Linked DNA regions of Mus musculus: all the other regions are linked to region 1. Evidence: chromatin contacts called from ENCODE Hi-C or POLR2A ChIA-PET data. All regions are on one chromosome and are shown on one strand. Each heading gives the region's core, a stretch centred on a gene start or an enhancer-like site at or near the end of the contact. The rest is flanking DNA. Distances are from core to core; before and after follow the strand shown.

Region 1 (2,809 bases), core at 173-2,672:
TTTAAAGTAATATTCCCAAATAATGATATTTATCTCATTTGTGGGGTAAGGTTAATTAGCTCTCCTCCCTTTCAGTATTATCAGGGCACCACATTGGCAAGGATAATAGAAACAGAAATCTGAGGTTTGGTTTGGTTTGGTATTCCCATCGAGTGGGCATTCGTTCGAAAGGGTGTCAGCTTTGTTAGTGCTAATTAGAAGGCCGCTTAATGTCTGGTTTCCATGACTGAAAGAGGGCCCAGCTCTGGCTTCATTAAAAGATATGTTTAAAGGTGTGAGGGATGTCTAACTTAGGTAAAGGAGGTTAAAATGGACTCTCCGAGTGGGTGCATATAGCTGTTAGCACCGAAATGTTCTTGCTGAACGGGGAAACTATCCTGAAGGCAGGCTTCTTTCTGAAGTTGAGGTTTCATCTTGCCTTGCTTTTTACAAAGTGATTGCTCTCCACGGTTTGAGGGTTTGCATGGTGGTGCTTTTTCAACTGGGAAGTTCTTTCTGCCTTCGCCATCTTCCTAATTCTCTCTGGGCCGTGGCTGTTCCATCAATCTTCTCTGGGCACTGTATTTTGAGGATGGAATCCTTATTTTCCTCTCTAACCCCCATCATCCTTTTCTGGTTGTCTACTTTGGGCTTCTAATTTCAGAGGGGCTCCTTGGGGAGACCGACAGCACACACTCTCGGATACAGTGGGTTTGAGTAGCTTTCTGATAAATTACTGCTAGGAAAGAGAAGCGAAGGGTAGGCATAAACGGAAGCCCCTTTTTTGATTAGCTTGTCAGCTGAGCTGCATGGGTTCGGCACCGTGTAATGAAAAACGACCGGCCTCCCTATGCAGCAACGCTGAGAAGCTGGGCGCGCTGGGTGGGTGTTTACTGGGGGGGGGGGGTGTCCTTCAGTTTTATTTATTTTTTGTTTTGGCCCGTGTTGTTTTTGTCAGCAGCACCTCCATACGGGGCGGGAAGGTGAGTGTGTGCGTGTGTCTGTGGCAGGCAGGACGGGTGGAAGAAGGTCCTCCAGCCGAGCGCAGAGAGAGCCACGCTGCCGCCTGGCGCAGTTGCCAGGACAGCGCGGCGCGAGCAAGCAACGGCAGAAGCCGCAACCGCGTTCCGGCTGCGAGAGAAAGTGACGCATTGCAGGTACAAATCAGCCAATCAGCAGCAAGCTCAACGAGGTTCGCCTGGTCGACCGCCACCGCGGTGCTCCTCCGCGCCGCAAAGTAGCTCCTGCCAGGCGCGGTTCCCCCGGCCTTTTAACGGCTTGCCTGGGAGTGGAACCCACTTACGTCATCCGTCCCCCTGCTCCCCTTTCTCTCTTGCGTGTCTGCCCAGTGACTGCGGAGAAAGGGGGTCTCCCGGAGAGTTGGGGGGGGGGAGGGGGCGGGGGCTGGCCGGGACTCGTTCGCTAGGTTCCGTTATCTGGATGAGGCGGAGGGATCTGGCGGAGGGAGGCGGAGGGAGGTGTTTATGAGGAGCTGGGGGCGGAGGAGGAGAATTAGTCCGAGTGGAGCGAGCGAGTCGAGCGGTTGTCTGGTCGCGTCTCGGAAACCCGTAGCCCTTGCAGCATGGTGAGTGCGTAGCTGAGCGGCCGGCGCCCCGCGGGTCGGGGAAAGATGCTGAAGCGGATTGACTAAAGAGGGGACCTCCCCTCTCAGAACTGTCCTCGCCAGAGGGACGGCACCAAAAAAAAAAAAAAAAAAAAGCCAGGAGGCCCCCCGCGACACTTGTGTCGCAGGTGTCCCCCACCCCTGTCCTCTTGGGTTCCCTTTTAGATGAGTCGGGGGACCGCTGCGGGGCTTGGCCGGGGGAGGATGGATCTGGGGTGCGGGGCCGTGGGCTCGGTCGAGAGAGCAGAGCAGGAGGGGCTGCGGCCGAGGCGGCGCCAAAGGTCAGCCCCGGGGGCCGGATTCAAACCGCCAACGGCCACCGCCGAGCGAGCGCGGGCGCCAGGAAGCGCCTTTGTCCGCCCGGCCGCCATGCGCGGGGGGTGGGGTGGGGAGGAGCGCGGGGCCCCGAGGCGAGCGGGCGCCGTTAGCCCGCATCCCCGCGAGGCCGGGCCGGGCCGGGCCGGGGGCGCGCCCCGTGGGTCCAGCCCGTGCGGGGACCCCCGCCGCGGGGGTCGGGTGGGGTGAGCGCGCGGGGCCCCGAGCCGCCGCCCTACGCGGCTCGGCTCGGCTCGCGCCCCAGCTGCTGCGCTGGCACCTGCAGGACTGCGGAGGTCTGGGCGGCCCGCGGCGCTGCGGGGATGGGCGGGGGAGGGGACCCCAGCAGTCCCCCCTCCCCCTCCGCGCAGGGCTGCTGCTGCTGCTGCTTGTTCACTCCATCTGGTGCTGGCTTCCGCTACCCAGACTGGATGATTAATTTTTTTTTCTTTTTTTAAATCGTTGAAGAATACAAGCTTTTGCTGGAAGTCGGGCGCTTTCTCAAAAAAAAAAAAAATAGAGCTCGTAAAGGGAAAGCAACCGACCTCAGTTAGGGTCTCAAAGGCGTTTTTCGGCCCCCATGAGCTAGTGGAAGTAGCAATTAAGGGGCGGGTCGCTAAATTCTTGAGTGCTCAGGTGCACTCCTGTTCACCTCTACCACACGCAGAGTTCCTTGAAAACGACTTGCGTTTCAGAGTGGAAGTTGCCATCTGATCTTAGTTCTTACGGACAGTTCACCTATGCAATAATGGCCGTCAGTAACTGTACACTTAAAGAGTGTAAAAGAGAGCAGGAGATTTTAGAAAGAGCTTTGAAAAATAAGTCCCTCTTCGTGTTTTCTGTTTTAAAAAAATTAATGAGGACGATAATTTGCAATACTTATTTTACTCC
Region 2 (2,809 bases), core at 121-2,620, 420 kb after region 1:
AAAGAATAAAAAACCGTTTAAGAATGGCACAGCTCTGGAGGGGTGTCTGTGTCCAGAGTTCTACATACTGAGGGGCTATGAACAAAATGGGTCCTGTATATCCGCCAGTAACTGAGATGTGGGTTGAATCTTGTCAGAGAAGGCTGTCTAGCCCATGAAAGAGATCAAGAGAAGAAAGTTGTTTTTAAACGAATCATCAGCTTTTGCAGCTACCAAAAAAAAAAAAATTAAATATTTACAACAAATCTTAAGGGTTTCATTGGAATTACTGAATGGTAACTAAAAGGGTTAAAAAGACCTTTCTAAAAGCCAGGGGTGACTACTTAAAGATTTCTTTGGTGGTGATGAGACTCTCTCCTTCACCTGACCCAAAGCTGTGAGTATTAATGAATTGACGGGATGGCTCAAAATATCCAATTTAACTTAATTTCAGATAGCCACTGAAGTAATTTTTAAAATAAAATCTAGCCGGGCGGTGGTGGTGCACGCCTTTAATCCCAGCACTGGGGAGGCAGAGGCAGGCGGATTTCTGAGTTCGAGGCCAGCCTGGTTTACAGAGTGAGTTCCAGGACAGCCAGGGCTACACAGAGAAACCCTGTCTCGAAAAACCAAAAATAAATAAATAAATAAATAAAATCTGTATTAAATGCGGCATGTTTTGTAGTAAGGAAAAGCAGAAAGTCAAGATTTAAACATTATTCGGGACATATTAATAATACTGGAAATTAACCATTGCTTATAATCTTAAGATGTAACCGAGAGCCTGGAACTTATACTTGTGACATCTGTCAACTCTTGATGCTACCAGAAAGATCGTGAAGATCCGATTTAAGCCTCCGAGAGCCAATCAAGAAGTTGTAACGGAGGAGACCCAGAAGGGGCGCGAGGACGACAACAGAAACAAACACAAGAGGCGCAGAACTGAAGCCATTCTCAACACAGAGCGGAAGGCTATGCTTACGGGACAGGCAAGAAGGGCCGAGGGGCAGGGTAGGAAGACACCGGTTACGCCACAGACCAGCAGGGGAAAACCAGAGAAATCCCGAGAGAACTTCTCAGCCCTCCACCTCCCCCAGAAGCAGCCCCTGAACTTACACTTTTCACACACCATCCTTACATGGGGGTGTCCCTGTGCCCTCAGCCGGCAAAGCAGGAGCAGCAACCCAAACACAACAACGCCCCAGCGGAGACGACTTCCTCTTCCGGCTACGTCAGCCCGCTTCCGGACTCTCAGCCCTCCCGCTCCGGCCTATCCCGTACCTAGAAAGTCGCGGGAGGGATAAACGCGAGCTGATGGGCGGGGCTGCTCTCATTATCCCGCCCCTTCTCGTCAACGATTGGCTGTGCGCTTGTGAGTTCCCCCCGCCCCCTCGCTTTCTGGTCTGCGCCTGCGCCAGGGGCCATGCCAGCCTGTAGCACCTGAGGGTGGGAGGCGGTGGTGTCCCCCTTCCCTTCGGCGGGCGGGAGAGTTAGGTAAGCCGGTGGCGGGTTGCTTCTCACACTCGCCCGGGGCGGGTGCAGGTCGCACCGCCGACCGCTGCGGTGACTTCCAGGGCGCCACGCTTCCGGCGGACCAGAGGATGCCCTGCGCTACCGACCCTCTGAGATGCCGGCGTCTATCACAGTCTCTCAGGGGACTCCGACCTCAGGTCACCGGGTCGGCCGCACGGGCTCTCTCTATGATGGCGACCTCCAGTTGCCCACACTGCGCCGTCCGAGGCTGGGACGGAGCCACCTGGGTGGGGTGGAGCTGCGGTCCGCACCTGAGCAAAGGCTGCTCAGGAGGAGGGCTCGGGAGCAGCCAAGCCTTCCGACCCCGTTCTCACGGGATCGCGAGTCCCGAGGGCGGCTTCCCAGGTGTGGTGTCCTGGGTCGGGGACTCGCTCGCCGGTGTCACCTTTGCGTTTGGGTACCGCTCGCGCTCGCCGTGTTAGATGGGTGTTTGCCGGTGGCCTAGGATGGATTTCTGATCGCGCTTCCTGCCTGACCCCGCAGTGGAAGGGAGAATCTGAGAAACTTTCCCCAAGTCTTTTCACGGCTATGCGTTCTTGTCCCGACCCTGGAGGATTTCTTCTTGTTTAAAGAGGCGATGCTTGAAATGGCTTGTGCGTGTGTAACCTTGGCCGTATCTGCTAACTTGTTCATCCAGTTTTCTTAATCAGTATCATTTGCTTTTGAAAACGATAAGTGTGAATGAAATGAGGGCTAATAGCACCATGCCCAGACTTGCGCTTTTACCTTTCCTGCTAGTTCCTCACCCTGCGGTGTGGATGTTACTTTTTGGGCCCGATTTTTACTACATTGTAACATGTGTTACTTTTAAGTTCTTAATTAACTTTAGTCAGTATAACATAGAAACTGTTCTCTAGGTCAAATATATGTATTTAGAGACTGGAAACTATTGTTTCTCCTCCCACTCGCGTTCTGCTATTACCATTATTTAACATCTGTACAGACAGTGTGAGCCCTTAGTGTAGCATAATGACCATCTTAAGATGGTCCTCCACCATTTGCATATCTAAGTGTATACTTGGCTGTCATTTGGGAACTGCAGTGATTTTCGCCAAAAAAGTAAAATTAGTTGCTGGTGTCTGGCACATGTCCCCTTTGTAGAAACCAGTCACAAATATTTAAATTTTTACAGGAATTTTCTTTTTGAGGCTCTGAAAGATAATGTATACCATATTAGAGAAATCTAAAGTAACAATTAAAATCTGCATATGCTTGTTCTGTGTTTTGAAACAAATATGTTGCCCATAGAAAATTATTAATACATGGTTTATATTTAGAGTATTGAAGTGCTTGGGAC
Region 3 (2,809 bases), core at 218-2,717, 340 kb after region 1:
AAAAGGTAACATCCCTGCAGGACAATCACAAAGGTGAACTCCAGACAACAGTCACCGCTTCCTGCTGTGTCTTCCTTCCGTTGCTAGGCCGATTTCAAAAAGGGACTATGAATCCGAGAGACTATTAAGATTAAAGTACGCATTTGACTAAATTCCCAACTGTTAGAACACTCGAGCTCATTTTAGCAGAGCCTTCTAACACCAGCATCTTTTTCATTTCATTCCTTAAAGAGAAACCATTTTTAAACTTCTATAGAACATGCAGTTCAATTTTACACGGCCCTGTAAAGAAACAGTTAAAAGCAAGCATGACTTAATCGTCTTCTAGGATAAATGTCAGTAAATCGTAATAGGACAGTCTAGCCTAGTGTTAACTTTGAAAGGAGCAGGCCTCCGGTGTAGATGAGAAGCTGCTGTAAGAATGTCAAGGTGTAGTTGGAAGAATGTCCAGGAGAACTGGTAACTGCCCAACCCCATCAAATATATACATACAATTTAAAATAAGGAATCACTGACGAAGTCCAGCAGCCAGCCACCTTTTGCTTGGAACACCAAAATAAAAAAATGCCAAAAGCTCGTGGCTGACCCCCATAGCCTTCAAAGTTGAGAACCAAACCAAGGGTATTCACGTTGTTCCTCAGCATCCTTCTGTCAATGCAACTCCCTCTCCACAAACTCACTCCGCTTCAGCTACTCGAATGCCCAAGTCCCAGCACCAAAGAACCATTTATTAAAAGCTCAAGGACTTGGAGCGGGGTCTTCCTTGCGGCCGCCTCCGCATCCTGTAATAACCACCCCAGGTTAAACCCCCCAGAGATGCTCCAGTCTTTTCCCGCATCCACGCTCCCCGGTCCTTCCTTCACGTCCCGGTAGACCTTTTATCGTCGCCCTTGAGGACCCTCAGGTCGGAGCTATGGAGCTCTTAGGTGACCTGCCTGGACCCCCTCTACCCTTGGCAGTGGGCACCGACGACCTCCCCCACCCAGTCTCGACCCACCACGACCCCGATGACGAATGCCCTCCTATCGGCCCCAGACGACCCCTTCTTCCCCTTAGGTGTCCCGACTCCCACCGAAAAGCAATTCCTCCGAGACGTACCGAGAGCCTACTGCGAGTAAGCTCCCACTACGCGCGGCGGCACCGTGCGCAGGGGCTCAACGCCCCGGCTTGTCTTCCTCTTCCCGGCGGATCCATCCCGGCCCGAGGGCCGTGCCGCCTGCGCCGAGGTGCGGAGGCGCCCACCGGAGGAGGACTGCGCCGGGGGAAAACGGGGACCCGGGCAAGGAGAGGCGGCCGCTTGAGGGCAGGCGCCGGGCGACCGCGGGGGACACTCAGCGGCCGGGACACGCGCGGCGGCCTCATCCAGGGCACCTGCGGCCAGGCAAGGATGGGCCGGGGCAGCGCAGTCAGCGACAGGGCGAGCGCGACCGCCCGCGCGTCCCGTCCTCCGCTCCTGCCGGGCCGGCGGCGCAGCCTCGCTTCCTCCGGACGGAGCCCGGGGACCCCAGCTCGGCCGGATGCCCCCGCCAGCCCCCACCCCTTCCCGGCCGCCTCCCCCTCGTCACCCTCTCCCCTCCCCCCGCCCCCCCAGCCCCCCACCGGAATGGAAAATACCTCCCGGGGTGGGGGGCGGGCTGGGCCACGCCTCTCTGAAGGGCAGCCTACCGTGACCAATGGCAGGCGGGGCTCCAGGTGGGCGGGACTCCCGGCGGCCAATCCAGAGGCGGGTAGGTGAAGGCCGGAGGAGGGAGGCTGGGAGCTAAAGAGGGGAGGCCGGCGAGTTAAGGAGGTCCGGCCGCGCTGGTGCGTGCTGTGCGCGGCTGCCATTTTGGAGTCGGGCAGCTGAGACAAGCGGCCGGGTTCGGCCGAAGAGGGAGGAGCCAGTCAGGTGGGAGAGAGGCTGACACGTGGGCGGGGTGGGCGGGGCCAAGCGGGCTCGGACTGGAGGGGAGGGGGAGAGGCCCGGGAGGCTAGGAGGCTGGAGAGGGTCACGTGGCCGTGGAACGGGCTAGGGGTGGGCGCTCGGGTGGAAGGTCAACCCGAGGTGCGGGTGGGGAGTAGCTTTGTTCCTTTGGGCTCCGTTAGGGAGACCAAGGGGAAAATGCTGAATGGAGGTTGCGAGTGCCGGGTAGGAAAAAAATGTGAATGAGTCTCCCTAGCTCCCTTCAGCATGGAGCCATCCGAGTCACTGAATTCCAATATTCAACGGGAAACCGGGCACCTCATTGAATTCAACTCTTCCTATCCAGGCTCTCAGCTGCCACGAAGATGAGTCATACACGAGGGGAGGGGTGTTGTCGCTTCCTCTCTTTGCTTGCATTTTATGTGGATCGCCCCGGCCGTGGAAATGACAGCAAGGACAGAGAAGTGAATGGGGGGTTGTGATACCCGCGAGACTCCTCAGCTGCCCCTTTAGAACCGTGGTTACCACCGCTTCTTGGCCTTTTGGCTAAGATCAAGTGTAGAACCGTGGTTACCACTCGTAAGCTAACTGGCCACTTCTTAGACATACTACTTTCCGGTGCTCAGACAAAAAGACTTGTTTACTTCATGATTCAAATACAGTAGTCTGTTCCCCCTGCGTATCTCCCCAAAGTGGTCCTTCTATCAGCGGCATACACATAGGGTCACACACACCTTAGTCCGGTTTGTTTGAAACAGTCTCACTGTATAGCCTAGCATGATTTGGAACGCAATATGTAGCCCAAGCTGTCTTCTAGGTAATGGTGCTCCTACTTCAACCTGCTGAATATTGAGATTTTTGACCACCTTTAGTCTTTAATGCTTTGCAGTGGGACCGGCAGACTAC
Region 4 (2,809 bases), core at 120-2,619, 270 kb after region 1:
GGATGCTGGGAGATCTGCCTGTTATCCACTTGGATATGTTAAATAGGCACCCCAGTCAGCCATTCATCCAGGTTTCTGAAGCCTGCAGCCTCTCAACTGCAAGCTGTCTCCTTTGCCTGGGCATTTCCTTTTGGAAGACTGTAGCGGTCCAATGGGAAATGCTTGGGGGAGGGGGCACATCTTTGCAGGGTCTAAGGAGATCTATCTAGCCTGGCTTCTTATTAACTCCAGGCCTTTTCAAGTCTTGCTTGGCCTTCAAAGCTGAGTTGAGTCAGACAACATACAGCTTTGCACCAGTGTAGACCCACCGCATAGTGATACCGTCTCGGAGAGCTGTGGCCACACCAGGAAACCCTGCCACAACCCTACCGTAACACTACCGCCGAGCTGCCTCATCCTAGTCCCAGCCCTAGATCGAGCTATTTCCGACTTCTCTTTAGCACTTGGGACCAGCAGACTTGGGGGTGGGGTGGGGTCTTGACTACCCAGGAGAAGGTTTGAGGAGAAAGTTCTTGTCATTCTTATTACACACTAGTTTGGGAAAGACAGACACTGAAAGACCAAAAGACCAGGTCAAGCCTACAGAGCTAGTTGGTGGGTTTTCCCGGAGTCCTGCCCAGCCTGCCCTGCCCATCCAAGCATATGCATCACTCTCACGTTACTTCTGATTTATTCTTTCACTAGTTAATTAATTAATTAATTAATTAATTAATTTTGAAATCTCACAAGTATGCCGTGTACATCAGTCCTATGGCCTTTACATTCTCTCTCTCTTTTTTCAAGTCCCCTCTTCTGGCAGCTCTTGGTCCTCCCAGCGCTGTCTTCCCACCCCCAGCCTCTCAAAGCCCCCACCCCCACAGTGAGCTAGGTAGAGAGAGTTGCAGCCAGGGCTGCTGGGGTAGACCCTATACCCTGCATATGTCCTTGGGAATCTCAAGATCAGGTGGGTGGGGCTGTGTTCCTGGCAGGACAAACAGTCCTGGTTCTAAAGGCCCCAGAGGCCAGGACAGAGTTTTAAATAGTCAGCAACAGGCCGACGGTGTTGTCAGCGTTGACTGAATCAGGTTTAATTGTTGGTTGGTGCTGAAATGATGAATGGGAGGAGGCTTTAAATAGGAACCCTAAGTGTTTCAGCCTCTCCCTGGGTGGGAACTCACTCCAAGTGCGTGTGTCTCCTATTCAAAGAGTCCCCTGGAGGCAGAGGCTGTGGGCGGCACCGGGCCCAGTTCCTCCTGCTTCCTAGGGGTGGGCTAGGAGTTCCTGGACAGAGATCCAAGAAGGGCCTGCTGGGGGCTGGAGAAGGAGAGCTTGCTGATTTAGTAATCCCTAGATCAACCCATCTAGCCATCTGTCATTTTTCTCACTGAGCCTGCCCCGTCACAGTCCCCACGGTGGCGCACCTGCTGCCTCCCGGCTTCACTCTGTACCCTGTTCATCTGAGGAGGTGTCTGCAGAGAAAGCAGGTTTACAACTGGAGTCCAAACTCAAATGTCTTGGCTCTGTTCCCAAGCTAGCTTCCCTAGGCTCTCAATGTCTTTGTTGGATAACCTGAGGAATGGCCCAGTGAAGCCCAGGAGAGGCGTGGAGATGGTCAGCTGAGCATCTGCGCTGTTGCTGTCAAAAGGAGCTCGGGCTGCAAAGGGTTCTCAAGCCCCTCCCCCACCTCACAGCCTGCTGGGGTTGTTGGGGATCAGGGGGAGAGGATCTAGAAGGAAAGACAGTTTCCAAGAACAGGCAGAGACCCCCCAAGCAGATGGCAGGTTCTGCATATTGCTTGCTAAAAGTCCCCTGCACTTGAGGCTGAGTCGAGGGCCACCTTCCCACAGATTCCTCGCTTCACTCCTAGCTGCGGTCCCTGCAGGTACTAGTGGTCTGTACACTCACGCCTTGGCTCTCTTTGAGAATGTGTGAATGTGTGCTGCCTCTCTGCCCTCGGTATCTCTTGAGTTTCACCACTGATGCTCATGTTAGGGGTTCGAATCTCTCTTCTCAGGTTGAGGGTTTGAAGCTGACCCTGGGTGCATGTGACTGTATGTGACTGTATAATGACAAAGGTTTTTCTTTTCCTTTTTTTTTTCTAATGTTGGGTGCCTTCAGAGATTGTTCTGGTTGAATCTGCTAAGATAAAAACAGACAGTAAATTGACAGGAGAAAAGGCACAGGTGTCAAAACTTTGTAATACATCAAACAGGCCAGGTGGAGGCTGCAGAGGGGGCTCTTCAGTTAAGAGGACTTGCTGTTCTTACAGAGAACTGAATTTAGATCCCAGCACTCAGAAGGTCACTCACACCATCTGTAACTTCAGGTCCAGAGGATCCAATGCTCTTTTCTGGAATGCCATACACAGCATGCAAATGGGCAAAATACCCACACACATAAAATACAAATAAATCATTTTTAAAATTTTTTTTATTTTAAAAAAAGTGGGGGGCAGGTGGCTAAAGTTTAAACGTCATGCTGGATTACAGAGAAGTCTCAACTAGGGGCTTGGGATTCTAGGGAACGGGGAGAAGAGAAGTGCTTCAGGGCGAGCAAAGATTCTAGAATAGAAGGTTACTTGAAGCAGGTCTCTGTGGGCAAGCTGTCTGATCTCTGGTCCCCTTTTCTTTTGAGTTCAGTGAGGGACTAGAGAGGAAACCATGAAAACTGCAACTCCCCTGAAGAAAATCTCCCTCACAGACAATGCCCCAGAGAGCTTCTTTCCCTCCAGGATGGGGGGGGGGGAAGGGGGGGGCAGGGGGGAGTGGGGGGGGGGGAGAAAGGAGACACAGAAGCAGAGGCTGAAGAGGCCCCAGTCCTTTAGTTCAAA

What was found. A loop is a pair of places that touch in the nucleus more often than their neighbours do. ChIA-PET counts read pairs that join two places held with the same protein, here RNA polymerase II (POLR2A).
Region 2: a loop to region 1 is called in a map of left cerebral cortex, with 2.8 times the contacts of the local background. The contact joins the promoter of Pigf here to the promoter of Calm2 in region 1. A Hi-C loop is called at or near these places in 1 of 37 maps with a recorded cell type or tissue (left cerebral cortex). POLR2A ChIA-PET finds 5 or more read pairs at or near these places in 4 of 5 experiments (Patski and embryonic stem cell).
Region 3: a map of left cerebral cortex shows a loop between it and region 1 (8-fold over the local background). The contact joins the promoter of Socs5 here to the promoter of Calm2 in region 1. A Hi-C loop is called at or near these places in 1 of 37 maps with a recorded cell type or tissue (left cerebral cortex). POLR2A ChIA-PET finds 5 or more read pairs at or near these places in 3 of 5 experiments (Patski and embryonic stem cell).
Region 4: POLR2A ChIA-PET joins it to region 1 with 12 read pairs in embryonic stem cell. The contact joins the enhancer-like site here to the promoter of Calm2 in region 1. POLR2A ChIA-PET finds 5 or more read pairs at or near these places in 2 of 5 experiments (Patski and embryonic stem cell).

The regions. Positions count from the first base shown.
Region 1 is chr17:87,445,548-87,448,356 of GRCm38, reverse strand. It overlaps Calm2 (calmodulin 2), which reads left to right and starts at 1,422. Exons shown (of 6, transcript NM_007589.5): 1 at 1,422-1,564. The coding sequence starts at 1,562.
Region 2 is chr17:87,023,962-87,026,770 of GRCm38, reverse strand. It overlaps Pigf (phosphatidylinositol glycan anchor biosynthesis, class F), which reads left to right and starts at 1,370. Exons shown (of 6, transcript NM_008838.1): 1 at 1,370-1,473. Cript (cysteine-rich PDZ-binding protein) reads right to left here and starts at 1,210. Exons shown (of 5, transcript NM_019936.3): 1 at 1,096-1,210. The coding sequence starts at 1,111.
Region 3 is chr17:87,106,337-87,109,145 of GRCm38, reverse strand. It overlaps Socs5 (suppressor of cytokine signaling 5), which reads right to left and starts at 1,467. Exons shown (of 3, transcript NM_019654.2): 1 at 1,099-1,467. It overlaps Gm30510 (a long non-coding RNA gene), which reads left to right and starts at 1,799. Exons shown (of 2, transcript XR_877091.1): 1 at 1,799-1,888.
Region 4 is chr17:87,177,639-87,180,447 of GRCm38, reverse strand. No RefSeq gene overlaps it. Among named protein-coding and RNA genes, the nearest start is that of C330024C12Rik, 16 kb to the left of the region's middle. Within about 2 kb of position 1,369, at least 2 of the 3 ENCODE cell types and tissues checked have a DNase peak (open chromatin) inside an H3K27ac peak, as active enhancers do.